5 separate regions of the Homo sapiens genome follow, and all the other regions are linked to region 2. A link is a contact called in ENCODE Hi-C data. All regions are on one chromosome and are shown on one strand. The core of a region is the stretch at or near the end of the contact, and the rest is flanking DNA. Distances in the headings are between cores, read along the strand shown.

The links. A loop is a pair of places that touch in the nucleus more often than their neighbours do. Pooled maps may share reads with other maps.
Region 1: a pooled map shows a loop between it and region 2 (7-fold over the local background). The contact joins the promoter of ASMTL here to the promoter of IL3RA in region 2. A Hi-C loop is called at or near these places in 4 of 168 maps with a recorded cell type or tissue (CD14-positive monocyte, GM12878, endothelial cell of umbilical vein and 1 more), 25 of 37 single-sample maps with no recorded cell type and 17 of 50 pooled maps.
Region 3: a loop to region 2 is called in a pooled map, with 1.9 times the contacts of the local background. The contact joins the promoter of CSF2RA here to the promoter of IL3RA in region 2. A Hi-C loop is called at or near these places in 3 of 37 single-sample maps with no recorded cell type and 3 of 50 pooled maps.
Region 4: a loop to region 2 is called in a pooled map, with 3 times the contacts of the local background. The contact joins the promoter of CRLF2 here to the promoter of IL3RA in region 2. A Hi-C loop is called at or near these places in 4 of 37 single-sample maps with no recorded cell type and 9 of 50 pooled maps.
Region 5: a map of naive thymus-derived CD4-positive, alpha-beta T cell shows a loop between it and region 2 (3-fold over the local background). The contact joins the enhancer-like site here to the promoter of IL3RA in region 2. A Hi-C loop is called at or near these places in 8 of 168 maps with a recorded cell type or tissue (CD14-positive monocyte, Caco-2, GM12878 and 4 more), 31 of 37 single-sample maps with no recorded cell type and 20 of 50 pooled maps.

The regions. Positions count from the first base shown.
Region 1 is chrX:1,450,925-1,456,148 of GRCh38, reverse strand. ASMTL (acetylserotonin O-methyltransferase like) reads left to right here and starts at 3,240. Exons shown (of 13, transcript NM_004192.4): 1 at 3,240-3,401. The coding sequence starts at 3,309.
Region 2 is chrX:1,333,475-1,339,028 of GRCh38, reverse strand. IL3RA (interleukin 3 receptor subunit alpha) reads right to left here and starts at 2,244. Exons shown (of 12, transcript NM_002183.4): 1 at 2,103-2,244. It overlaps LOC101928032 (a long non-coding RNA gene), which reads left to right. Exons shown (of 8, transcript XR_007068376.1): 8 at 1,513-1,755.
Region 3 is chrX:1,265,096-1,270,454 of GRCh38, reverse strand. CSF2RA (colony stimulating factor 2 receptor subunit alpha) reads right to left here and starts at 1,641. Exons shown (of 13, transcript NM_172245.4): 1 at 1,576-1,641.
Region 4 is chrX:1,210,095-1,215,165 of GRCh38, reverse strand. It overlaps CRLF2 (cytokine receptor like factor 2), which reads left to right and starts at 2,517. Exons shown (of 8, transcript NM_022148.4): 1 at 2,517-2,610. The coding sequence starts at 2,532.
Region 5 is chrX:1,247,546-1,252,594 of GRCh38, reverse strand. No RefSeq gene overlaps it. Among named protein-coding and RNA genes, the nearest start is that of CSF2RA, 19 kb to the left of the region's middle. RefSeq lists enhancers at 3,555-4,064, 3,566-4,082. Within about 2 kb of position 2,899, at least 22 of the 41 ENCODE cell types and tissues checked have a DNase peak (open chromatin) inside an H3K27ac peak, as active enhancers do; they include CD14-positive monocyte, OCI-LY7 and PC-9, where a contact is called at or near this core.

The sequences.
Region 1 (5,224 bases), core at 1,991-4,490, 120 kb before region 2:
ATACAGGCATGTTAAAGGCTGCTGGACCCCATCTCTGGTTAGCACTCCTTCTGGAATGCTGGTATGGGGGACTGAGTTGATTCGTGCCTCCCCATAGATATGTCCACCTGGTGAATGGCACCTTATTTGGAAATAGGGTCCTCACATGTGCAATTAGTTCATGATTTCAAGATATCATGCTGGATTAAGGTGGACCCTAAGTCCAATGACAGGTGTCCTTGTAAGAGACAGAAGAGGAGACACAGACACAGAGGAGAAGGCCACGTGGAGATGGAGGCAGAGACTGCAGTGATGCGGCCACAAGCCCAGGGATGCCTGGAGCCCCCAGGAGCTGGAAGAGGCAGGAAGCACCCTCCCCTAGAGCCTCCAGAAGGAAGCAAACACAATTGCAATGGTTTAGATGGTGAGCTCCAAACCATATGTCCATGTCCTAAGCCCCAGAGCCTGGGAATGGGACCTCATTTGGAAAAAGGATCTTTGCAGATATGATTAACAATCTGGAGATGAGATCATCCTGGAGAAGGACGGGCCCTAAACACAATGACAGGTGTCCTTGTAAGAGACAGAAGAGGAGACACAGACACAGAGAAACCCACGTAGAGACGGAGGCAGAGACTAGAGTGATGCGGCCACAAGCCCAGGGATGCCTGGAGCCCCCAGGAGCGGGAGAGGCAGGAAGGACCCTCCCCTAGAGCCTTCGGAGGGAGCGTGGCCCTGCCTATTCCTTGATTTCAGATGTCTGGGCTCCAGAGCTGTAATACAATTAAGTTTTGCTGTTTTAAGCCCCAGGGTTTTGAGTGACAGTTACCAGCAACCCCCACTGTAGGTCACTAAACCCTCCAGCTTTGCCTGTACCCGTGTAGGAAGAGGCAGCCTTCACTTCATCTTCTATAGAGAATTACTGTAATTTCCTTTGCTATTTTTCTTTATGTTTAATATCTCACCCGCAGCTGGGCCCGGTGGCTCACACCTGTAATCCCAGCACTTTGGGAGGCTGAGTCGGGTGGATCACCTGAGGTCAGGACTTCGAGACCAGCCTGGCCAACACAGCGAAACCCCATCTCTATTAAAAGTACAAAAATTAGCTCGATGTGATGGCAGGTGCCTGTAATCCTAGCTACTCAGGAGGCTGAGGCAGGAGAATCGCTTGAACCTGGGAGGCGGAGGTTGCAGTGAGCCGAGATTGCACCATTGCACTCCAGCCTGGGCGACACAGTGAGACTCGGTCTCAAAAAACAAAGAAAGAAACAAACAGAAAAGAAAGAAACAAACAAACAAAAACCTTCACCTGCATGGAGTTTATGTTATATGCAGTACAGTTTATAAACTTATGATTCCTTCTATCGCTTCAAAACGAAGAAAGTTACTTCTCCAAAATTCTGAAATGTGAATCTATGTGCTTTTTAAAATTTTTTTTCAAAAACTCACAATATTGAAAATCAGACATCACATGGTTTAGATGCTTTTTTCCTCTCTTTTATTTGGCTCTTCTGTGACTTCTCTGACTACAGTTTTTCGTTTTCTCCGTAATGTGTTGGACACCCTCGGATGTCATTCCACAGTTAACAAAATTAACTGTAGGATTCCATTTTCTGCATCTACACATCACTGGCATAGGCTCTGGGTATATTATTATTTTTGACATTTTATTTTAAAATCTTTTGAGTCACAAAGGCTGGGGAAACAGTGCCCGGAGTCTCCACGCCACGCTGGGTTTATGTGGAGCAGGTGCGGCTGGGCTCTGGGGTTTAAGAAAAATCCTCGCACAGCTCACGCGCGCCCCCTGCAGCCTGCGGCGCGCAAGGGACCCGCTGCCCTGGAGGTGGGCTCCGTTTAGGGAGGGAAGGCACAGCCGGGCGTCCCCCACCTCACAGCGCCCGCCCTGGTCCCATCCCTGCGCCCCCAGCACCGCGCCCCCAGGGGGTCCCCACGCCGCGCCCATCACCACGCCCGCGCGGATCCCCAGTGTCCACGCCCCTCCCACAAGGACCCCCACCTTCTCCACGCCCCTCCCACCAGGCACGCGGGGACCCCCCCCCCACCCATCTCCCCGCCCTTCCCACCCGGCCCGCGGGGACCCCCATATCCATACCCCTCCGAGCATTCTCGCGGGGACCCTCATCTCCAAACCCCTCCCACCATCCCCGCGGGGATCCCCATCTCCACGCCCCTCCCACCAGGCCCGTGGACACCCCCATCTCCACGCCCCTCCCACCAGGCCCGTGGACACCCCCATCTCCACGCCCCTCCCACCAGGCCCGTGGACACCCCCATCTCCACGCCCCTCCCACCAGGCCCGTGGACACCCCCATCTCCACGCCCCTCCCACCAGGCCCGTGGACACCCCCATCTCCACGCCCCTCCCACCAGGCCCGTGGACACCCCCATCTCCACTCCCCTCCCACCAGGCACGAGGACATCCCCATCCCCACGCCACTCGCACCGGGTCCGCGGGGAACCCCCTATCTCTACCTTCCCCGACGCGGCTCCCACAAGACCCCCATCTCTGCGCCGGGCCCCTCCACGTGCGGGTAAGAACCCCCCACCCCCACAACTGCCCACAACCGCAGCTGCGGAAACCCAGCATTTCCACTCCCCACGCCGCGCCTGCAAGGAACCCCAAGTATCCACGCCAGCCTTTCCTCCCCGGGACCCCGCAGCTGCCTGCGCCATTGCAGGTCTTGGCGCCGCAGGCGGGGTGGGGAGGGGCGGGGCGAGCGCCGGGGGCGGGGACGGGGCCCGGGAGGCGGAGCTGGGGGCGGTGCTTCACCAAGCGGCCGGGGCGGTGCCCGGGGGGGAGGCGGGCGGGGGTGTGGCCTGGGCGTGGCCTCACGGGGAGCTCAATGGCGGCGTGGCATGGGCGTGGCCTGGCGGAGAGGGCAAGGAGGTGTGGCCTGGGCGTGGCCTGGCGGAGCGGTCAATGGCGGCGTGACATGGGCGTGGCCTGGCGGAGAGGGCAATGGAGGTGTGGCCTGGGCGTGGCCTGACGGAGAGGGCAATGGAGGCGTGGTCTGGGCGTGGTCTCAGGGGAGATCAATGGGGCGTGACATGGGCGTGGCCTGGTGGAGAGGGCAATGGAGGTGTGGCCTGGGCGAGGCCTGACGGAGTGTTCAATGGAGGCGTGGCCTGGGCGCGGTCTCGCGGGGAGGCCACTGAAGGCGCGGACTGGGCGTGGCCTCGCGGAGGCGGGCGGGGGCGTGGCCTCGCGGAGGCGGGACTCTGGCCGCCTGTTTTTTTTGCAGCCGCGCTGCGCGCACCGCGGGCTCCGGGCTCAGAAGTGCGGACGCCCGGCTCCCGGCGTGGACGCCATGGTGCTGTGCCCGGTGATTGGGAAGCTGCTGCACAAGCGCGTGGTGCTGGCCAGCGCCTCCCCACGCCGTCAGGAGATCCTCAGCAACGCGGTACGGCCTGGGCCTGGGCGGGGCAGGGGACCGGGGACGGAGGGGCTGAACCCCGGAGGGCCCAGCGACTCAGGAACTCTAGGGATAGGGATGGGAGAGTGACCCGAGACCCTTAGGGATGGGGGAGGGGAGAGTGTCCCGGGACCTCCAGGGATAGGGTTGGGGAGAGTGACCCGGAACCTCTAGGGATGGGGGAGGGGAGAGTAACCCGGAACCCCCTAGGCATGGGGGTGGGGAGTGACCTGGGTCCCCATAGGGATGGGGGAGGGGATCGTAACCCGGGACCCCTAGGAATGGGGAGGGTAGAGTGACCCAGGACCGCTAGGGATGGGGACAGCAGAGTGACCCCGGAGCCCCATGGATGGGGATGAGGAGAGTAACCCGGGACCCCCAGGCATGGGGATGGGGAGAGTAACCCGGGACCTCCAGGGTTGGGGATGGGGAGAGTAAGCCGAGACCCCCCCTAGGGATGGGGGTGGGGGAGTAACCCGGGACCCCTAGGGATGGGGGAGAGGAGAGTAACCCGGGACCCCCAGGCATGGGGATGGGGAGAGTAAGCCGAGACCCCCAGGAATGGGGTTGGGGAGAATAACCCGGGACCCCTAGGGATGGGGTTGGGGAGAGTGACCCAGGACCCCCTAGGGATGGGGGAGGGGAGAGTAACCCGGGACCCCCCTAGGGGTGGGGGAGGGGAGAGAAACCCGGGACACCTTAGGGATGGGGTTGGAGAGAGTAACCTGTAACCTGGGACCCCCTAGCGATGGGGGTGGGGAGAGTAACCCAGGACGCCCTAGGCATGTGGTTGGGGAGAGTGACCCGGGACCCCCTAGGGATGGGGAGGGAGGAGTGACCCAGGACCGCTAGGGATGGGGACAGCAGAGTGACCCCGGAGCCCCATGGATGGGGATGGGGAGAGTAACCCGGGACCCCCAGGCATGGGGATGGGGAGAGTAACCCGGGACCTCCAGGGTTGGGGATAGGGAGAGTAAGCCGAGACCCCCCTAGGGATGGGGGTGGGGAGAGTAACCCGGGACCCCTAGGGATGGGGGAGAGGAGAGTAACCCGGGACCCCTAGGAATGGGGAGGTCAAGTGACCCGGGACCCCCCTAGGGATGGGGGTGGGGAGAGTGACCCGAAACCCCTAGGCATGGGGTTGCAGGGAGTGACCCAGAACCCCCTAGGAATGGGGATGGGAGAGTAACCTGGGACCCCCTAGGGATGGGGGAGGGGAGAGTAAGCCGGGATCCCCCTAGGGATGGGGGTAGGGAGAGTAACCCGGGACCCAAAAGGATGAGGGAGGGGAGAGTGACCTGGAACCCCTAGGCATGGGGTTGGGGAGAGTGACCCAGGACCCCCTAGGGATGGGGGAGGGAAGGGTGACCCGGGACCCCCAAGGAATGGGGAGGGGAGAGTGACCCAGGACCACCTAGGGATGGGGAAGGGGAGAGTAACCCAGGACCCCCTAGGGATGGGGGTGGGGAGAGTAACCCAGGACGCCCTAGGCATGGGGTTGGGGAGAGTGACCTGGGACCCCCTTAGGGATGGGGAGGGAGGAGTGTCCCAGGACCCCCTAGGGATGGGGAGGGAGGAGTGTCCCAGGACCCCCTAGGAATGGGGAGGGGAGAGTGATCCAGGACCGCCTAGGGATGGGGGAGGGGAGAGTGATCCGGAATCCCTAGGTATGGGGGAGGGGAGAGTGACCCAGGACCCCCTAGGAATGGAGAAAGCAGAGTGACCCGGGACCCCTAGGGATGGGGGAGGGGAGAATAACCCAGGACCCCTAGGGATGGGGGAGGGGAGAGTGAGCCAGGACCCCCTAGGAA
Region 2 (5,554 bases), core at 995-3,494:
TAAACATACAAAATCTCTACTACTCTACTAAACATACAAAGTCTCTACTAAACATACAAAAATTAGCCAGGCGTAGTTGCGGGTGCCTGTAGTCCCAGCTACTCAGGAGGCTGAGGCAGGAGAATTGCTTGAACCCGGGAGGTGGAGGTTGCAGTGAGCTGAGATCGCGCCACTGCACTCCAGCCTGGGCGACAGAGCGAGACTCTGTCTCAAAAAAAACCACCACTTCTATCTTCTAGAACATTGTCACGACCCCAAAAGGAGACTCCAGACCCATTAAAGACCCGTCCTTCCTCTTCCCCAGCCTGTGGCAACCACTCATCCACTTTCTGTCTCTGTGGATTTGCCTGTATCTGGACATAGGGAATAAATGGAATCATACAGACACTATGTATCTTTTTGTATCTGGCCTCTCTCAGGAAGCATGATGTCCTCAGCATTCACCCACATTGCCACCTGTGGCAGAGCCTCGTTCCTTTTCATGGCTGTGTAATATTCCACCGTGTGGCTGGACCACATTATATTTCTCCATTCATCTATAGATGGGTATGAGGACTCTCTCCACCTCTTGGCTAGTGTGAATAAAGCTGCTTATTCCTTTTCATGGCTGTGTAATATTCCACCGTGTGGCTGGACCACATTATATTTCTCCATTCATCTATAGATGGGGTATGAGGGCTGTCTCCACCTCTTGGCTATTGTGAATAAAGCTGCTTGTTCCTTTTCATGGCTGTGTAATATTCCACTGTGTGGATGGACATTATATTTTTCCATTCATCTATAGATGGGTATGAGGGCTGTCTCCACCTCTTGGCTATTGTGAATAAAGCTGCTTGTTCCTTTTCATGGCTGTGTAATATTCCACTGTGTGGATGGACATTATATTTCTCCCTTCATCTATAGATGGGGGTATGAGGGCTGTCTCCACCTCTTGGCTATTGTGAATAAAGCTGCTTGTTCCTTTTCATGGCTGTATAATATTCCACTGTGTGTCTGGACCACATTATATTTCTCCATTCATCTATAGATGGGTACGAGGGCTGTCTCCACCTCTTGGCTATTGTGAATAAAGCTGCTTGTTCCTTTTCATGGCTGTATAATATTCCACTGTGTGGCTGGACCACATTATATTTCTCCATTCATCTATAGATGGGTATGAGGGCTGTCTCCACCTCTTGGCTATTGTGAATAAAGCTGCTTGTTCCTTTTCATGGCTGTGTAATATTCCACTGTGTGGCTGGACCACATTATATTTATCCATTCGTCTATAGATGGGTATGAGGGCTGTCTCCACCTCTTGGCTATTGTGAATAAAGCTGCTTGTTCCTTTTCATGGCTGTGTAATATTCCACCGTGTGGCTGGACCACATTATATTTATCCATTCGTCTATAGATGGGTATGAGGGCTGTCTCCACCTCTTGGCTATTGTGAATAAAGCTGCTTGTTCCTTTTCATGGCTGCGTAATATTCCACTGTGTGGATGGACATTATATTTTTCCATTCATCTATAGATGGGTACGAGGGCTGTCTCCACCTCTTGGCTACTGTGAATAAAGCTGCTAGGAGGGACCTGAGGTTTCACCAGCCATCTGGAACATTCTGAGTCCCGCCAGCCTTTGAAAACCACTGAGAAACACTACAAGCAGGCTGGGGTCCCAGCCCCAAAAGCGGCTCCCCGGCTGGCAGTCAGCTCGCCCTGGGCGTGAGCTCATTGACTAACTGAACCAGCGCTTTCTAATAAACAGAGAACTCTAGCCATGTGTAGGTGTGTACATTTTCTAGCAAGCACACAGAAAAAGCAGAAAGCACTGTCAAATTACTCCTAATGCTATCACCTTTATAAACCCAAGGCATCTAACATGCTATGATGGCTTCAGCGTCCGATCCACTTACAAAAGGGTGAATGAGATCGCAAACATACTTCTCTGGTACCGGGTCATTCTATGTGTGGTGTGGTGCCCACACGGACAGCAGGTCTCAGCAGAAACCTGTTACATGCCAATGCCCCGTGTCTGCCAGCTTGGATTTGGGAACCCACAGTCCACCGCCTCCCCTGCCTGCCCTCTTTTTCCCTCATCCCACCCTGGAGGGGGGACCTTACCTTAAATGGAGATCAAAGTACTGTGTGGAAGAAACAGCCTTCGTGGTTCCAGTTGAGAAGATCTGGGGTGTCCTGATCCTAGGATGTTTCTGATATCTTCCCGTGTGCGCTGAAAGCAGCTTTCCCCGAAGAGAAACCGAAGGTTGTACTCCCCGATTGAGCTGTTTTATAACCTCCAGCTGGGGCCCCACCCCTGAAACTCAGACCCAATAAGGATCTGGCAGTGGGGAGGGGTGGGGGCTGTCAGAGACCCCCTTCTCTCCCACGGGCTGGGATCCTGGGGTCAGCAGCTTCGTAACCATGAACCTGACTTTCCTTGAAAGAAAGACTCTTTCTTTGAAAATTATCATGTTCCCGTTCTCATTTTTTTTTTTTTCTGCAAGTGTTTCTGTTTGCTATAATTAGAATTCTTGCTGGCTATACAGGCAGGGTTGGGCAACTTCCTGACATAGTAAATTCAGCCTTGGAGGCGTGAACGCTGGTGTCCAGGGGCTCCTGCCTGTGTTTCCTCCCTGTCTCGTGGGAAACAGCACCCAGACAGGGAGGTGGCCCCCGGTCTCAGATGACAGATCTTATTAAAGATATGTTAGTGGCCGGGTGCGGTGGCTCACGCCTGTCATCCCAGCACTTTGGGAGGCCGAGGCGGGCAGATCACTTGAGGTCAAGAGATTGAGACCAGCCTGGCCAACATGGTGAAACCCCGTCTCTATTAAAAATACAAAAATTAGCCCAGCGTGGTGGTGAGCACCTGTAATCCCAGCTACTCGGGAGGCTGAGACAGGAGAATCGCTTGAACCTGGGAGGCGGAGGAGGTTACAGTGAACCGAGATCGCGCCACTGCACTCCAGCCTGGGCGACAGAGCAAGACTCGGTCTCAAAAAAAAAAAAAAGATATCTTAGTGGTCAGGGGTGGTGGCTCACACCTGTCATCCCAGCACTTTGGGAGGCCGATGAGGGCGGATCACCTGAGGTCAGGAGTTTGAGACCATCTGGCCAACATGGTGGAAGCCCGTCTCTAGTAAAAATTTAAAAATTAGCCAGGCGTGGTGGCAGGTGCCTGTAATCCCAGCTTCTCTGGAGGCTGAGGCAGGAGAATAGTTTGAACCTGGGAGAGAGGTTACAGTGAGCCAGGATGGCGCCAGTGCCCTCCAGCCTGGGTGATAGAGCAAGACTCCGTCTCAAAAAAAAAAAAAAAAAGATATCTTAGTGGTCAGGTGCGGTGGTTCACACCTGTCATCCCAGCACTTTGGGAGGCCGAGGAGGGTGGATCACCCTGAGGTCAGGAGTTCGAGACCATTCTGACCAACATGGTGAAACCCCGTCTCTAGTAAAAAGAAAAAAGTTAGCCAGGCGTGGTGGTGGGTGCCTATAATCCCAGCTTCTCCGGAGGCTGAGGCAGGAGAATCATTTGAACCTGGGAGGCGGAGGTTACAGTGAGCCAGGATGGCGCCACTGCACTCCAGCCTGGGAAATAGAACGAGACTCCGTCTCAAAAAAAAAAAAAAAAATCTTAGTGGTCAGGCGCGGTGGCTCGCACCTGTCATCCCAGCACTTTGGGAGGCTGAGGCGGGTAGATCACCTGAGGGCAGGAGTTCAAGATCAGCCTGGACAACATGGTGAAACCCCGTCTCTAGTAAAAATTTAAAAATTAGCCAGGCGTGGTGGCAGGTGCCTGTAATCCCAGCTTCTCCCAAGGCTGAGGCAGGAGAATCACTTAAACCCGGCAGGCGGAGGTCACAGTGAGCCGAGATCACACCACTGCACTCCAGCCTGGTGACAAGAGCAAACTCTGTCTCAACAGAAAACAAACAAACAAAAACCCTTAGTAAAGTCCAGCCCTGAATGGGGCACTCACCAACCTGTCCCGGGCTTCTCTTTCCAACGCTGAAATCTGTTATTTCTGTTTACTCAGCACGCGCACTCCCAGACAGCCCTTCCCTTCCCTCTGAATGTATCAACTCTTCTCTGGTTCTCGGCACCCTTCCCAAATTCCACCCCAACCTCAGCCCTTCCCCAGAGCCTCCACCTTGCAGCCCGGCTCCTGTTTTTTTTTTTTTTTTTCTTTGAGACGGAGTCTCGCTTTGCTTGCTCTGTCATCCAGGCTGGAGTGCAATGGTGCGATCTCGGCTCCCTGCAACCTCTGCCCCAGGTTCAAGCGATTCTCCTGCCTCGGCCTCCCAAGTAGCTGGGATTACGGGCACCTGCCACCACGCCCGGCTAATTTTTAAATTTTTACTAGAGACGGGGTTTCACCATGTTGGCCAGATGGTCTCGAACTCCTGACCTCAGGTGATCCACCCTCGTTGGCCTCCCAAAGTGGTGGGATGACAGGCGTGAGCCACCGCACCTGACCACTAAGATATCTTTTTTTTTTTTTTTTTTTTTTTTTTCTGAGATGGAGTCTTGCTCTATCACCCAGGCTGGAGTGCAGTGGCGCGATCTCAGCTCTCCGCAACCTGAGCCTCCCAGGTTCAAGCGATTCTCCTGCCTCAGCCTCCCGAGTAGCTGGGATGACAGGTGCCCGTCACCACACCCAGAAAAGGAAGTTTGAAATGATGGGGTTGTAAATGTGATGTCAACTCATGGCTAACCGCTTCCTTATTTTTTTTTAACTGGATATATTTAACGTACAAACAAGATGTTTTGATACAGAATTAACTCTTAGGCAATGTGCAGGTTACAGACACTGCCACCTCGTGCACTCAAAAATCCAAATACAGGGCGGGGCCCAGTGGCTCACGCCTGTAATCCCAGCTCTGTGGGAGGCCAAGGTGGGTGCATCACCTGAGGTCAGGGGTTCAAGACCAGCCTGACCAACATGGCGAAACTCCATTTCTACTAAAAATACAAAAATGACCCAGGCACGGTGGTACATGCCTGTCATCCCAGCTACTCAGGAGGCTGAGGCAGCAGAATCGCTTGAACCCAGGAGGTGGAGGTTGCAGTGAGCTGAAATCACGCCACTGCACTCCAGCCTGGGCAACAGAGTGAGACTCCATCTGAAAAAAAAAAAAAAATCCAAGTGTGACTTTTAACTCCCCCAAACCGTAACAACTAACAGCCTAGTGTTAACCAGAAGCCTTACTGATAACATAAACAGTTGATTCATACATATTTGTTATGCTCTGTGTATGCTATACTGCATTCTTGCAATTAACTAGGCTACAGAAAAGAATGGTATTAAGAAAACCATGGCGGCAGGCCGGGCGCGGTGCCTCACACCTGTCATCCCAGCACTTTGGGAGGCCGAGGCGGGCAGATCACAATGTCAGGAGTTCAAGACCAGCCTGACCAACATGCTGAAACCCTGCCTCTACTAAAAATTCAAAAATTAGCTGGTTGTGGTGGCACATGCCTGTAATCCCAGCTACTCGGGAGGCTGAGGCAGGAGAATCGCTTGAACCCGGGAGGCGGAGGTTGCAGTGAGCCGAGGTCGCGCCACTGCACTCCAA
Region 3 (5,359 bases), core at 392-2,891, 68 kb after region 2:
CCAGCCCGGGAAACACAGTGAAACCCTCGTCCCTACAAAAATACAAATATTTGCCAGGAATGGTGGCATTTGCCTTTGACCCAGCTACTCGGGAGGCCGAGATGGGAGGATTGCTTGAGCCCAGGAATTCAAGACAGCAGTCAGCTGTGATTGCACCACTGCCCTCCAGCCTGGATGACACAGCCAGATGATCTCAAAATAATAATAATAAAAAATATATAATATGTATATATACAATATTGATTACTGCAAAAGATAGTCATGACAAAGATGAATCCTTTATCAGTCACCCTTGTAGTGGAGCATCTCTCCCCACGACTTTTTTCTTTTAGTTATCTTTTTTTGGGGACAGAGTTTTGCTCTTGTTGCCCAGGCTGGAGTGCAACGGTGCAATCTGGGCTCACTGCAACCTCCGCCTCCCGGGTTCAAGCGATTCTCCTGCCTCAGCCTCCCAAGTAGCTGGGATTACAGGCACACACTGCCACACCTAGCTAATTTTTTCTATTTTTAATAAAGGTGTGGTTTTGCCATGTTGGCCAAGCTGATCTCGAACTCCTGAGCTCAGGTGATCCGCCCGCCTCAGCCTCCAAAAGTGTTGGGATTACAGGCATGAGCCACCGTGCCCGGCCCCCCTTTACTATCTTAATAAGCTTGCTTTCAGTTTGCAATGTGAACTTGCCTCCAGTTCTTTCTTGGGCAAGATCCCAGAACCCGTTCTTGAAGTCTGGATCAGGACCCCTTTCTAGTAACTAGTAACACCATCACACTCCCTCCCCCTTTCAGCTCTGCGTTCATCTCTTTTCATCTCTTTTTTTTTCTTTTTCTTTTTTTTGAGACAGAATCTCGTCTTGTTGCCCAGGCTGGAGTGCAGTGGTGCAATCTCAGCTCACTGCAAGCTCCGCCTCCCGGGTTCAAACGATTCTCCTGCCTCAGCCTCCTGAGTAGGTGGGATTACAGGTGCCTGCCACCACCATGCCCGGCTAATTTTGTATTTTTAGTAGAGACGGGGTTTCTCCATGTTGGCCAGGATGGTCTCGAACTGTCGACCTCAGGTGATCCACCCGCCTCAGTCTCCCAAAGTGCTGGGATTACAGGCGTGAGCCACCACGCCCGGCCGCGTTCATCTCTCGAAACGGCTTCCGGATGCCACAGATAGCTGTGAATTCACGTGATAATTCCGTGCTAGATACTACACCCCAACGCCCTGTAGCTTAGCAATGTACAGCCAATCATTAATCAATTGTTTTTTTCTGTAAACCAACGAGAATTCCCAGCAAACAGCTTCACAGAAGCCCCCTCCCTGTCCTCCAACAACACCTCCCTCTTTTTATTTTATTTTATTTTTTTAATTTTGCCTTTAAAAACCTGCATATAACAAAGGCAGAAGACAACTCATATGCAAGGTTCCTTGGCTCTCAGTCTTCTGGGCCGCTGTCCCCACTTCGGCTCGAGCCAACGTTTGAAATCTTATGTTCCAGTTCAGTCTCTTTCTTTTCTATCGACAGACACAGCAGAAACATGTACCCGGGTGACTCGACATGCTCAAAGACCACAGAAGGAAAGAACTTAGCTTACCCCCACGGCATCCGCTTCCTCTCCTTCCACCTGCTTTTCTTCTCTCGGAGACTCCCGCTTCTGAGTAGCTCCCTTCAGAGTTCCTCTGTGTCATCATACACTCCCTGCCCCTCCCTCCCCTGCTTCCTCATTTCATAGGATTGGGAAACCTGTAATTGCTCCGTGAGTTCATTGGCTCCTGACCTCGTCTCCAAAGACTGGCCCGTGGAACAGCTCAAGTGTGAGTCCCACACACATCTACACACACACACCTGCACACACATGTATGTCTGCACACACATCTGCACACACAGACCTGCACACGCACACATTCCCACACGCCCGCACACACGTGCACACACACTCCTGCACACATGCTTGCACGCGTGTGCATGTTTGCACACACACCTGCACACACAGACCTGCACACACACACATCTCCACACACCTGCACACAGTGCGCACGGGCGTACACACAGCTACACACACATCTGCACACACACCTGCACACATATGCATGTCTGCACACACAACTGCACACACAGACCTGCACACACACATCCCCACACACCTGCACACAGTGCACATGGGCATACACACAGCTACACACATATCTGCACACACATCTGCACAAACAAGCACACTGGCACAGTCCTGCACACACACCTGCACACACATACATGTCTGCACACACATCTGCACACACAGACCTGCACACTCACACATCCCCACTTTCCTGCAGGCACATGCATGTCTGCACACACAGACGTGCGCACACATCCCCACACACCTGCACACAGGGCACATGTGTGTACACACAGCTACACACACACATCTGCACACACACCTGCACGTACGTCTGCACAAACAAGCACAATGGCACACACACTTGTCTACACACGCACATCTGCACACACACCTGCACACACATGCATGTTTGCACACACATCTGCACACACAGACCTGCACACACATCCCCACACACCTGCACACAATGCACATGTGCATACACACAACTACACACACATCTGCGCACACACCTGCACACACATGCATGTCTGCACACACAACTGCACACACATCCCCACACACCTGCACACAGTGCACACGGGCGTACACACAGCTACACACACATCTGCACACACATCTGCACAAACAAGCACACTGGCACAGTCCTGCACACACACCTGCACACACATACGTCTGCAAACACATCTGCACACACAGACCTGCACACTCACACATCCCCACTTTCCTGCAGGCACATGCATGTCTGCACACACAGACGTGCGCACACATCCCCACACACCTGCACACAGGGCACATGTGTGTACACACAGCTACACACACACATCTGCACACACACCTGCACGTACGTCTGCACAAACAAGCACAATGGCACACACACACTTGTCTACACACGCACACCTGCACACACACCTGCACACACATGCATGTCTGCACACACAACTGCACACACAGACCTGCACACACACATCCCCACACACCTGCACACAGTGCACATGGGCGTACATAGAACTACACACACACATCTGTACACAAGCACATCTGCACACACACCTGCACACATATCTGTACACACACACACCTGCACACAGTGCACATGTGCATATACACAAGGACACATGCACATCTGCACACACATCTGCAAACACACACCTGCACACACATCTGTACACACACACACCTGCATACACATGCATGTCTGCACACACAGACCTGCACACACACGCATGTCTGCACACACAGACCTGCACACACACATCCTCACACACCTGCACACAGTGCACATGTGCATACACACATCTGCACACACACACATGCACACACACCTACACGCACGTCTGTACACACACCTCCATACACATGCATGTCTGCACACACAGACCTGCACACACACATCCCCACACACCTGCACACAATGCACATGTGCATACACACAACTACACACACATCTGCACACACACCTGCACACACATCTGTACACACACACACACCTGCATACACGTGCATGTCTGCACACACAGACCTGCACACACACATCCCCACACACCTGCACACAGTGCACCTATCCATACACACAACTACACACACATCTGCACACGCCTCTGCACAAGCATATTGGTGTACACACACCTGCACAGACACTTGCACACACACAAATACAGATGCCTTTTGTGCTGTCTACAAAATCATAAGAAACATCACGCAGGCCAGGGGCAGTGGCTCACTAAAAAAAAAAAAATACAAAAATTAGCCAGGCGTGGTGGCGAGTGCCTGTAATCCCAGCTACTCAGGAGGCTGAGGCAGGAGAATCCCTTGAACCCAGGAGATGGAGGTTGCAGTGAGCTGAGATGGTGCCATTGCCCTCCAGCCTGGGCAACAAGAGCAAAACTCCGTCTCAAAAAAAACAACCAAACAGACTGGACATGTGTTACGATACTAACAGTTGGCGCCTAAACAAAGCATAGGGCTTCATGCACATGCAATGGAAAACACCTGGATAGCAACATCAGCAAAGGTGAAAGATGGCTGACCAGGCTGCACCTCTACCGTCTTAGCCTCCCCATTCCTGCAGGAGCTGTCTTAGTCCATTCATGTTGCTGGAAAGGAATACCTGAGGTTGGGTAATTGATAAAGAAGAGATCATTGGCTGGGCGCGGTGGCTCACGCCTGTAATCCCAGCACTTTGGGAGACCGAGGCAGGCGGATCATGAGGTCAAGAGATCAAGACCAGCCTGGCCAACATGGTGAAACCCCATCTCTACTAAAAATACAAAAATTAGCTGGGTGTGGTGGCGTGCACCTGCAGTCCCAGCTACTTGGGAAGCTGAGGCAGGAGAATCAATTGAACCCGGGAGGCGGAGCTTGCAGTGAGCCGAGATGCTGCCACTGCACTCCAGCCCGGCGACAGAGCGAGACTGTGTCTCAAAAAAAAAAGAAGATTATAAATCATGCTGCTATAAAGACACATGCACACATATGTTTATAATGGCACTATTCACAATAGCAAAGACTTGGAACCAACCTAAATGTCCAACAACGATAGACTGGATTAAGAAAATGTGGCACATATACACCATGGAATACTATGCAGCCATAAAACATGATGAGTTCATGTCCTTTGTAGGGACAGGGTTGAAGCTGGAAACCATCATTCTGAGCAAACTATCGCAAGGACAAAAAACCAAACACCGCATGTTCTCACTCATAGGTGGGAATTGAACCATGAGAACACATGGACACAGGAAGGGGAACATCACACACCGGGGACTGTTGTGGGGTGGGGGGAGGGGGGAGGGACAGCATTAGGAGACATACCTAATGCTAAATGACGAGTTAATGGGTGCAGCACACCAACATGGCACATGGATACATATGTAACAAAGCTGCACGTTGTGCACACGTACCCTAGAACTTAAAGTATAATAATAATAAAATTTTTAAAAAAAGGTAAAAAAAAAAAGAGATTATTTATTCGGCTCATAGTGGTTCTCCAGGTTGTCCAGGAAGCGTGGTGTTTGGACCTGCTTGTGGTGAGGACGTCACGCTGCTTCCAGTCATGACAGAAAGTGAAGGGAAGACATTGTGTGTGGAGAGACCACATGGGCAGAAAGGAAGCAAGAGAGAGCGGGGGGAGGTGCCAGGGTCTTTTCAACAACCAGCTCTCCTGGAAACTGAGAATGAGAACTCACTCATGACTATGGGGGCAGGACCAAGCCATTCATACGGGATTCACCCACATGGTTTAAACATCTCCCACCAGGTCCCACCTACCACACAG
Region 4 (5,071 bases), core at 1,268-3,767, 120 kb after region 2:
ATTCACTTATTTATTTATTTATATATTTTGAGACGGAGTCTTGCTCTTGTCGCCCAGGCTGGAGTGCCGTGGCACGATCTCAGCTCACTGCCAACTCCGCCTCCCGGGTTCACGCCATTCTCCTGCCTCAGCTTCCTGAGTAGTTGGGATAACAGGCACCCACCACCACGCCCGGCTAATTTTTGTATTTTTAGCAGAGACGGGGTTTCACCGTGTTGGCCAGGCTGGTCTCGAACTCCTGACCTCAGGGGATCCTCCGGCCTCGGCCTCCCAGAGTGCTGGGATGACAGGCGTGAGCCACCGTGCCCGGTCCTCTACAGTCTTAAACTGGGGCCCCATCTACCCAGCATATGCTACCATCACAGTGTTTGTGGTGTTACGAGGAGAATGCCTACAAGCTTGAGTCCCTTGGTCTGGGAAGCTGGTCAGCGGCAAAGGTGAACTCTGCGTTTGTCTGAAGACAGATGAACTATGAAGTCTCTGGATGTCCAGCCCAGCTTGGGTGCAGAGTATATCACAGAACACTGACCACACAACTGCACACTCATCCACGAGTCTCATCATTTAGCAGAGAGCAAGAATTCCGGGCTTAGAAAGTTAGCATGTCATATTTTTTTTTTTTTTTTGAGACAGAGTCTCGCTCTGTCAACAAGGCTGGAGTGCAATGGTGTGACCTTGGCTCGCTGCAACCTCTGCCTCCTGGGTTCAAGCGATTCTCCCCGTCTCAGCCTCCTGAGTAGCTGGGATTACAGGTGCGTGCCACCACGCCTGGCTAATTTTTGTATTTTTTTTTTTAGTAGAGACAGGGTTTCGCCATGTTGGCCAGGCTGCTCTGTGATATGCTTTCAAGCAAAGCTCAGGCCAGGTGCGGTGGCTAACGCCTATAATCCCAGCACTTTGGGAGGTCGAGGCGGGTGGATCACCTGAGTCCAGGAGTTTGAGACCAGCCTGGTCAACATGGTGAAACCCCGTCTCTATGAAAAATACAAAAATCAGCAGGGTGGGTGGCATGCATCTGTAATCCCGGCTACTAGGGAGGTTGAGGCAAGAGGATTGCTTGAGCCAAGCTGTTTGAGGCTGTGGTGAGTCCTGATTGCACCACAACACTCCTGCGTGGGTACCAGACGAACACCTTGTCTCAAAGAATAGGAAAGAAAAGCTGGGCACGGTGGCTCACGCCTATAATCCCAGCACTTTGAGAGGCTGAAGCGGGCCGATCACTTGAAGTCAGGAGTTTGAGACCAGCCTGGCCAACATGGTGAAACCCCATCTCTACTAAAAATATAAAAATTAGCCAGGCGTGGTGGTGGGCGCCTGTAATCCCAGCTACTCAGGAGGCTGAGGCAGGAGAATCGCTTGAACCCGGGAGGAGGAGGTTGCAGTGAGCCAAGATCGTGCCACTGCACTCCAGCCTGGGTGACAGAGAGTGAGACTCCAGCTCAAAAAAAAAGAAAGGAAAAGCAAGAGAAAGGAAGGGGAGGTGGGGAGGGGGAGGGGAGGAGAGGGGAGGGGGAGGGGAGGAGACGGAAGGGGGAGGGAGAGGGGAGGGAGGAGGGGGTGGGGGGAGGGGGGAGGGGAAGGGAGGGGAGGGGATGTACACATCTACGTATCCATCTATGCATGCATCCATCCACCCATCCACCTATGTATCTGTTCATCCATTTATCCATCCATCCACCCACCTATCCACACATCCTTTCATCCACTTATCCATCCATCCATATACCATCCATGGAGGGGAGGGGAGGGGATAGGTGGAGGGGGTGGGGGAAGGGAGGGGGACAAAAGATGAGGGGATGGGAGGGGGATGGGAAGGGAGGGGGTGGGGTGGGGGGGAAGGGGAAGGGAGGGGAAGGGAAAGGAAGGGAAGGGAGGGGAGGGAAGGGGGAGGGGAGGGAAGGGGGAGGGGAGGGGGAGGGGAGGTGGGGAGGAGGAGGGGAGGGGAGGAAAGGGAAGGGGGAGGGGGAGGGGAGGGAGGAGGGGGTGGGGGAGAGGCAGAAGGGAAGGGAGGGGAGGGGAGGGGATGGAGGGGAGGGGAGAGGGGAGGGGGAGGGGAAGTGAAAGGAAGGGAAGGGAGGGGAGGGGAGGGGGAAGGGGAGGGGAGAGGGGGAAGGGGAGGGGAGAGGGGAGGGGAGGGGAAGGGAAAGGAAGGAAAGAGAGGGGAGGGGAAGGGGGAGGGGAGGGGAGTGGGGAGGGAATGGAGGGGAGGGGAGGGGAGGGGGAGGGAGGGAAGGGAATGGAGGGGAGGGGGAGGAGATGGGGGAGGGGGAGGGAAGGGGAGGGCTCAGCTCAGCAGTGTGCGTGGCAGTCCTGATCCTGGATTGATTGTGTGTGTGTGTGTGTGTGTGTGTGTGTGTGTTCTTGACAAGTGTATCTTTGAAAATCAACTGTCACTGTGCTTCCTGCCTGTAATCATTTCCCTAGTTTCCTTTCTGACTTTTTAAAATCGATGGTGACCTCTGCTTATGAGTCATGAGTGATCTGTTCGTTGTAGGTCCCTGAGGACCTCACTCTCCACTCCTGTTTCAGGCATGGGGCGGCTGGTTCTGCTGTGGGGAGCTGCCGTCTTTCTGCTGGGAGGCTGGATGGCTTTGGGGCAAGGAGGAGCAGGTAATTATTTAAACACCCTCTTCTTGTTGTATTTTGGTTTGTGGTTTGCTTTGCAACCAGGCACTCTTTATTTTGTAAAACTTAAACAATGAGCATGGAGGTTTCTTTCTTCTTTTCTTTTTTTTTTTTTTTTTTTTCCGGGTTCAAGCAATTCTCCTGCCTCAGCTTCTCAAGTAGCTGGGACAAAACATATTTATAAGTAAATACATGAATATTAAGTATACTTATTGCTCCCGGAATATCCACTGCTTATATGAGCTTTCGGTGGCCAGAACTAGGAACTGTATGTGTGCGTGTGTGTGTCTATCTATTGATTGATTGATTGGTAGATATATTCATTTTTAATCTATCCATCAATGTATCTCATCTATCTTTTCCCATTAATCACCCATCCATCCACTATCCATCCATCTATTATTCATTGATCCATCCACTAATATATCCATCCACCCATCTATCAAACGATTCATCCACTCATACATTCACCCACCCATCAACCCACCCAGCCATCCGTCCACCCAACCTTTCATTCACTCATCCATCCATCCACCATCCACCCAGCTGTTATCTATCCATCCTCCCATCCACCCATCTATCATCCATCCATCCATCCATCCACCCATCCACCCATCCATCCACCAATACATCCATCCATCCATCCACCCATCCACCCATCCATCTACCAATACATCCATCCATCCATGCATTCACCCACACTTTTATCCACTTATCCATCCATCCATCCATCCACCCATCCATCCACCAATACATCCATCTATCCATGCATTCACCCACACTTTTATCCACTTATCCATCCATCCATCCATCCATCCACCCATCCACCCATCCATCCACCAATACATCCATCCATCCATGCATTCACCCACACTTTTATCCACTTATCCATCCATCCATCCATCCACCCATCCATCCACCAATACATCCATCTATCCATGCATTCACCCACACTTTTATCCACTTATCCATCCATCCATCCATCCACCCATCCATCCACCAATACATCCATCTATCCATGCATTCACCCACACTTTTATCCACTTATCCATCCATCCATCCATCCATCCACCCATCCACCCATCCATCCACCAATACATCCATCTATCCATGCATTCACCCACACTTTTATCCACTTATCCATCCATCCATCCATCCATCCATCCATCCATCCATCCATCCACCCATCCACCCATCCACCCACCAATACATCCATCTATCCATGCATTCACCCACACTTTTATCCACTTATCCATCCATCCATCCATCCATCCATCCATCCACCCATCCATCCACCCACCCACCCATCCATGTACACATCTACGTATCCATCTATCCATGCATCCATCCATCCATCCATCCATCCATCCATTCACCTATGTATCTGTTCATCCATTTATTTATCCACTGACTCACTCATCCACCCACCCATCCTTTCATCCACTTATCCATCTATCCATCCATCCACCAACACATCCATCCACCCACCCATCAAACCATCCATCCACCTATGCATTCACCCACACTTTCATCCACTCATCCATCCATCCATCCACCCATCCATGTACACATCTATGTATCCATCTATCCATGCATCCATCCACCCATCCACCCATTCACCTGTGTATCTGTTCATCCATTTATTCATCCATCCACTCACCCATCCACCCACCCATCCACTTGTCTTCCACCTATACACCCACCTGTCCATTGATTCATCCATCTACCTACCCATCCCTATCTATCTGTGTCTGTCTGTCTAACTATTTCTATCATCATCTATATAATTCTATCTATCTAACATTACCATTTATCTATCTATCTGTATCTATCTATCCTCCAGATACCTCCACTTAGAACCCAACATGACAAGGTTCACTGTACCCCATCTTTCCAAACCTGTAACTGACTTCTTTGACAGTGAGAGACTTGGCCGGGCGCTGTGGCTCATGCCTGTAATCCCAGCACTTTGGGAGGCCGAGGTGGGCGGATCACAAGGTCAGGAGATGGAGACCATCCTGGCTAACACGGTGAAACCCCGTCTGTACTAATACAAAAAATCAGCCGGGCATGGTGGCAGGTGCCTGTAGTCCCAGCTACTTGGGAGGCTGAGGCAGGAGAATGGCATGAACCCGGGAGGCAAAGCTTGCAGTGAGCCGGGATCGCACCACTGCACTCCAGCGTGGGCGACAGAGCGAGACTCTGTCTCAAAATAAAAAAAAGAGACTTGGCTTTCATTATGCAAAATATCATTACATGTTTGCTCAATTCTAAAATATTTCCATTGTCCCTGTTCGGAATTACAAACCCAGACCTCTTGAAACATCAAACCTACTGAAGTCTATGCAACCTTCCTAGCAAACGTAGAAAGTCTTCTTTACGGTTGGCCCATTTCTTTTCTTTTCTTTTCTTTTCTTTTCTTTTCTTTTTTTTTTTTGATAGGGAG
Region 5 (5,049 bases), core at 1,650-4,149, 87 kb after region 2:
AGATCATGCCATTGCACTCCAGCCTGGGCAACAAGAGTGAAATTCTATCTCAAAAAATAAATAAAATAAAATAAAAATAATAAATTCACAAGTCGTGATTTTCCTGGAAAATGTTGATGCTGTTGGGAAGGAGAGAAGTCTGAGGACTCAGATAAGCCTGTTCTGCCTCTGAAGCAGCTCGGCGTTGTAATAAGTAAAGGCACCAGTGGGAAAAGTCTCAGGGTGTTGTCTGCTGAAGCAGACTCAATGAGTTTTCCTGTGTGGGGTGGTGGGAAGGTTGGCAGGTAGACCACAAGGCAAATTAAGATAAGCTGGTGACTCCGGCCTTTGGAACAAAGAAATGGAAAACTACAGCCCCAGGCCGGGAGTGGTGGCTCAAGCCTGTAATCCCAGCACTTTGTTTATCATTATTATTTTGAGAGGGAGTCTTCCTCTGTCACCAGGCCTGAGTGCAGGTGGCGCGACCTCTGCTCACTGCAATCTCTGCCTCCCGGGTTCACGCCATTCTCTTGCCTCAGCCTCCTGAGTAGCTGGGATTACTGGCGTGCATCACCATGCCTGGCCAATTTTTGTATTTTTAGTAGAGACGGGGTTTCACCATGTTGGCCAGGATGGTCTCGAACTCCTGACCTCGTGATCCACCCGCCTCGGCCTCCCAAAATGCTGGGACTACAGGCGTGATCCACCACACCCGGCATCTATCTATGTGTCTGTCTATCTATCTATCTATCTATCTATCTATCTATCTATCTATCATCTATCACTTATCTATCCTATCAATTATCTACCCTATCATCTATCAATTATCTATCATCTGTCTACCTATCACCTACCATCTATCATATCTATAATGATTACTTATTATATCAATTAATCTTCTATTACATCTATTATTTGTCTATGCTCTCTTTGTATCTACTCTCTCTATATATCTATATGGATAGATATCTATGTATATCTATATGGATATATCTATGTGGATATATCTGTGGATATATCTATATGGATATATCTATGTGGATATACCCATATGGGTATATCTATGTGGATATACCCATATGGGTATATCTATGTGGATATACCCATATGGGTATATCTATGTGGATATACCCATATGGGTATATCTATGTGGATATACCCATATGGGTATATCTATGTGGATATACCCATATGGGTATATCTATGTGGATATATCCATATGGGTATATCTATGTGGACATATCTATATGGATATATCTATATGGATAGATATCATAATCATTTATTATATCTATCATCTCAGTTTTATCTATCTATATGTCTATCTATCATCTATCTACCTATCACCTATCATATCTATAATGATCACTCATTATATCAATCGATCTTCTATTCCATTTATTATCTATGTCCCTCTATCTTTGTATCTACTCTCTCTAGATATCTATCTAGATATCTGTCTATATAGATATCTACCTAGATATCACCTATCATAATCATTTATTATATCTATCATCTAAGTTTTATCTATCTATATGTTTATCATCTATCACCTACTATCTATCGTATCTATAATGATCACTTATATCAATTAATCTTCTATTCCATCTATTATCTATGTCTCTCTTTGTATCTACTCTCTCTATATCTATATAGATATCTATCTATATAGATATGTATCACCTATCATAATCATTTATTGTATCTATCATCTAAGTTTTATCTATCTATATGTCTACCATCTGTCTATCACCTACCATCTATCATATTGATAATGATCACTTATTATATCAATCGATCTTCTATTCCATCTATTATTTATGTGTCTTTCTATTTACTCCCTCTATATATCTATATAGATATCTATGTATCTATCACCTATCATAATCATTTGTTATATCTATCATCTAAGTTTTATCTATCTATTGATCTATCTATCATCTGTCTACCTATCACCTATCATCTATCATATCTGTAATGATCACTCATTATATCGGTCCATCTTCTCTTCCATCTATTATCTGTCTATCTGTCTATCTATCTTTCTATCTACTCCATCTATCTATCTATCTATCTATCTATCTATCTATCTATCTATCTATCTAGCTATCTATCTAGCTATCATCTATCTATGTATCATCTATCTATAACAGTGGTTCACAGGCCAGGGAGAATTCTACCCCCAGGGGAAACTTGGCAATGTCTAGAGACAATCACAAGAGAATGACAATCTGTGGACACCCTTGGTGTCAGTCCTGGGAAGTTTGCTCCTGGCCCCCGGTGTGTGGATCCCAGGACGGCTGCTCAACACCCACCAGTGCCCAGGACAGCCCCACCACAGAGAATCCTCCCGCTCCCAATGTCAGCAGTGCCGAGGTTGAGAATGCCCCATCCTGCATGTTGGGGACAATATCAGTTTGCTTTTCCCTTTTCTTTTTTTTCTTGAGATGGAGTCTCGCTCTGTCATCCAAGCTGGAGGGCAGTGGTGCGATCTCGGCTCACTGCAACTTCCGCCTCCCGGGTTCAAGCGATTCTCCTGCCTCAGCCTCCTCAGTAGCTGGGATTACAGGCACCCACCGCCATGCCCGGCTAATTTTTGTATTTTTAGTAGAGAAGGGGTTTCACTGTGTTGGCCAGGCTGGTCTCGAACTCATGACCTCGTGATCAGCCCACCTCAGCCTTAAAGTGCTGGGATGACAGGAGTGAGCCACCGTGCCAGCCTCAGTTTGTTTTTCTGCTGATACTGGCTCACTTTCCCTGTGGCCACACATTCTTCTGTCCACAGACCATCCCTCCAGCCACAGAAGGGAGGAGGGTGTGACCCCAACCCCTTATCTAGCAACAGAAGGAGCTGTGGTAGGGCAGCTCCTCAGAAGCCGGAAATCTGCAAGCTCTCGGGGGAGGGTGGAGCCCAGCGCGTTGTAACATCTCTTTTTCCCCGAAGAGGAAGCACAGACTATCAGGCCTGTTTCCAAATCTCAACTTCCTGACCCGGCTTACCTTCAGGCTTTAACAAGCTCCCAGCCTCCTCCTAGCTGGCTCTGGCTAAAGCTGGAGTCCAGGAACCTCAAATAGCCTAGAGGCTCTCTCCAGGGCTTGAGTAGCACCAGGAAGGGCCACGTGGTCTGCGCTGGACAGAGACCTTCCTGGGGTGCAACGTGACACTTCCTGCCCCAGAGGCAGCTCCAGCAGAAACAGCTGCAGGCATCCCCAGCAATCCTCATCCCAAGCTCCTTCCACAGCTCACAGCGTCCGTGATGCGGGATCAACACAACCTGCTGGCTATATTTGAGGCTTGCCAGATAGCCTGGCTCCTGCATTCTTGCCTCGGGATTCCCGTTGTGATCTGCTTTTTCCAGTCCTTTCTGGGACCCCTTTCATTGCTGACAGCCGCTGGGGGCTGAACCGGCCAGGGCTGAATCTGCAGACGTGTCCAAGGCGCGTCCCAGAGCAAGGGCTTGGTGGGGGGGGGGGTCAGGGACCCGGGGCCTGTCGTTTAATGAGCTCTCACGGACACTTTAAGCCCATTTATGCCGGAGGTTGCAAGTTTTTTTGGTGTAAAAAACCAGATCTTGGCGATGACCTTCAGCCTTCAGACAAGCTTAGCGTTCCAATAATGGAACGCTAGGCATACACGGGTTCCTCATGAGCTCTCCCCCCAGGAAAACCCGAAGGCTCAGGGGCGGCCTTTCTGCAGCTGAGGACACGCAGAGGCAGAAGACGGGAGACGCGCCTCGATCGCGGCCCCAAAGTATATACGTTGAGTTCCAAACGCCTCTGGTCTCCGGGAATGACGCCTCGTTTGGAATTAAGGCCCTTGCAGATGTAATTAGTTAAAAGAAAGGCGCCGGGGCCCAGCCGTTAATTCAGTACCGCCCGCGTGGAAATCCGAGCCTGGCTGCGCCTTTGGAATTCCAGGGGTGGGGGAGGGATTCCAGGGGTGGGGGAGGGATTCCTTTAACCCTTTCTTCTCCGGATCGCTAGTAACGAATCAAGCACCCAGGACAGTGAACCCTGCCAGAAACAAGAAGCAGAAAAGTGACAGCTGTGACTAACCCTGGAATCCCTCCCCTCCACCTCCACAAGAAAAGTCCGGGGTTTTCCGGCACCCCTCAACTCAAGGGGTGGGTAGTACAGGCTGTCTCCTCTCCTCTCCTCTCGTCTCCTCTCCTCTCCCCTCCTCTCGTCTAGTCTCCCCTCCCCTCCCCTCCCCTCCCCCCTCAACTCTACGAGTGGGTAATACAGGCTGTCCTCTTCTCTTTTCTTTTCTTCTCCCCCCTCCATTCCCCTCCCCTCCCCTCTCCTCCTCTCCCCTCCATTCCCCTCCCCTCCCTTTCCCCCTCAAGTCAACGGGTGGGTAGTACAGGCTCTTGTCCTCTCTTCTCCTCTCTTCTCTTCTCCCCTCCCCTCCCCTCCCCTCCCCTCCCCTATCCTCCCCTCCCCTATCCTCCCCTCCCCTATCCTCCCCTCCCCTCCCCTATCCTCCCCTCCCCTATCTTCCCCTCCCCTATCCTCCCCTCCCCTATCCTCCCCTCCCCTCCCCTCCTCTCCCCTCCTCTCCCCTCCCCTCTCCTCTCTTCTCTTCTCTTCACCCCTCAACTCAACGGGTGGGTAGTACAGGCTGTCTCTTCTCTTCTCTCTCTTTCTTTTTCTTTCTTTCTCTTTCTTTCTTTTCCTTCTTTCTTTCTCTCTCTCTCTCCCTCCCTCCCTCTCTCTCTCTCTCTCTCTCTCTCCTTCCTTCCTTCCTTCCTCCGTCCCTCCCTCCCTTCTTTCTTTCTTGAGATTCTTTTCTTTTCTTTTTTGAGATAGAGTTTTGCTCCTGTTGCCCAGGCTGGAGTACAATGGCGCGATCTCGGCTCACGGCAACCTCCGTCTCCCAGGTTCAAGCGATTCTCCTGCCTCAGCCTCCCGAGTAGCTGGGATTACAGGTGTGCACCACCACGCCCAGCTAATTTTTTGTATTTTTAGTAGAGACGGGGTTTCTCCATGTTGGCCAGGCTGGTCTCGAACTCCTGATCTCTGGTGATCCACCCACCTCAGCCTCCCAAAGTGCTGGGATTACAGGCGTGA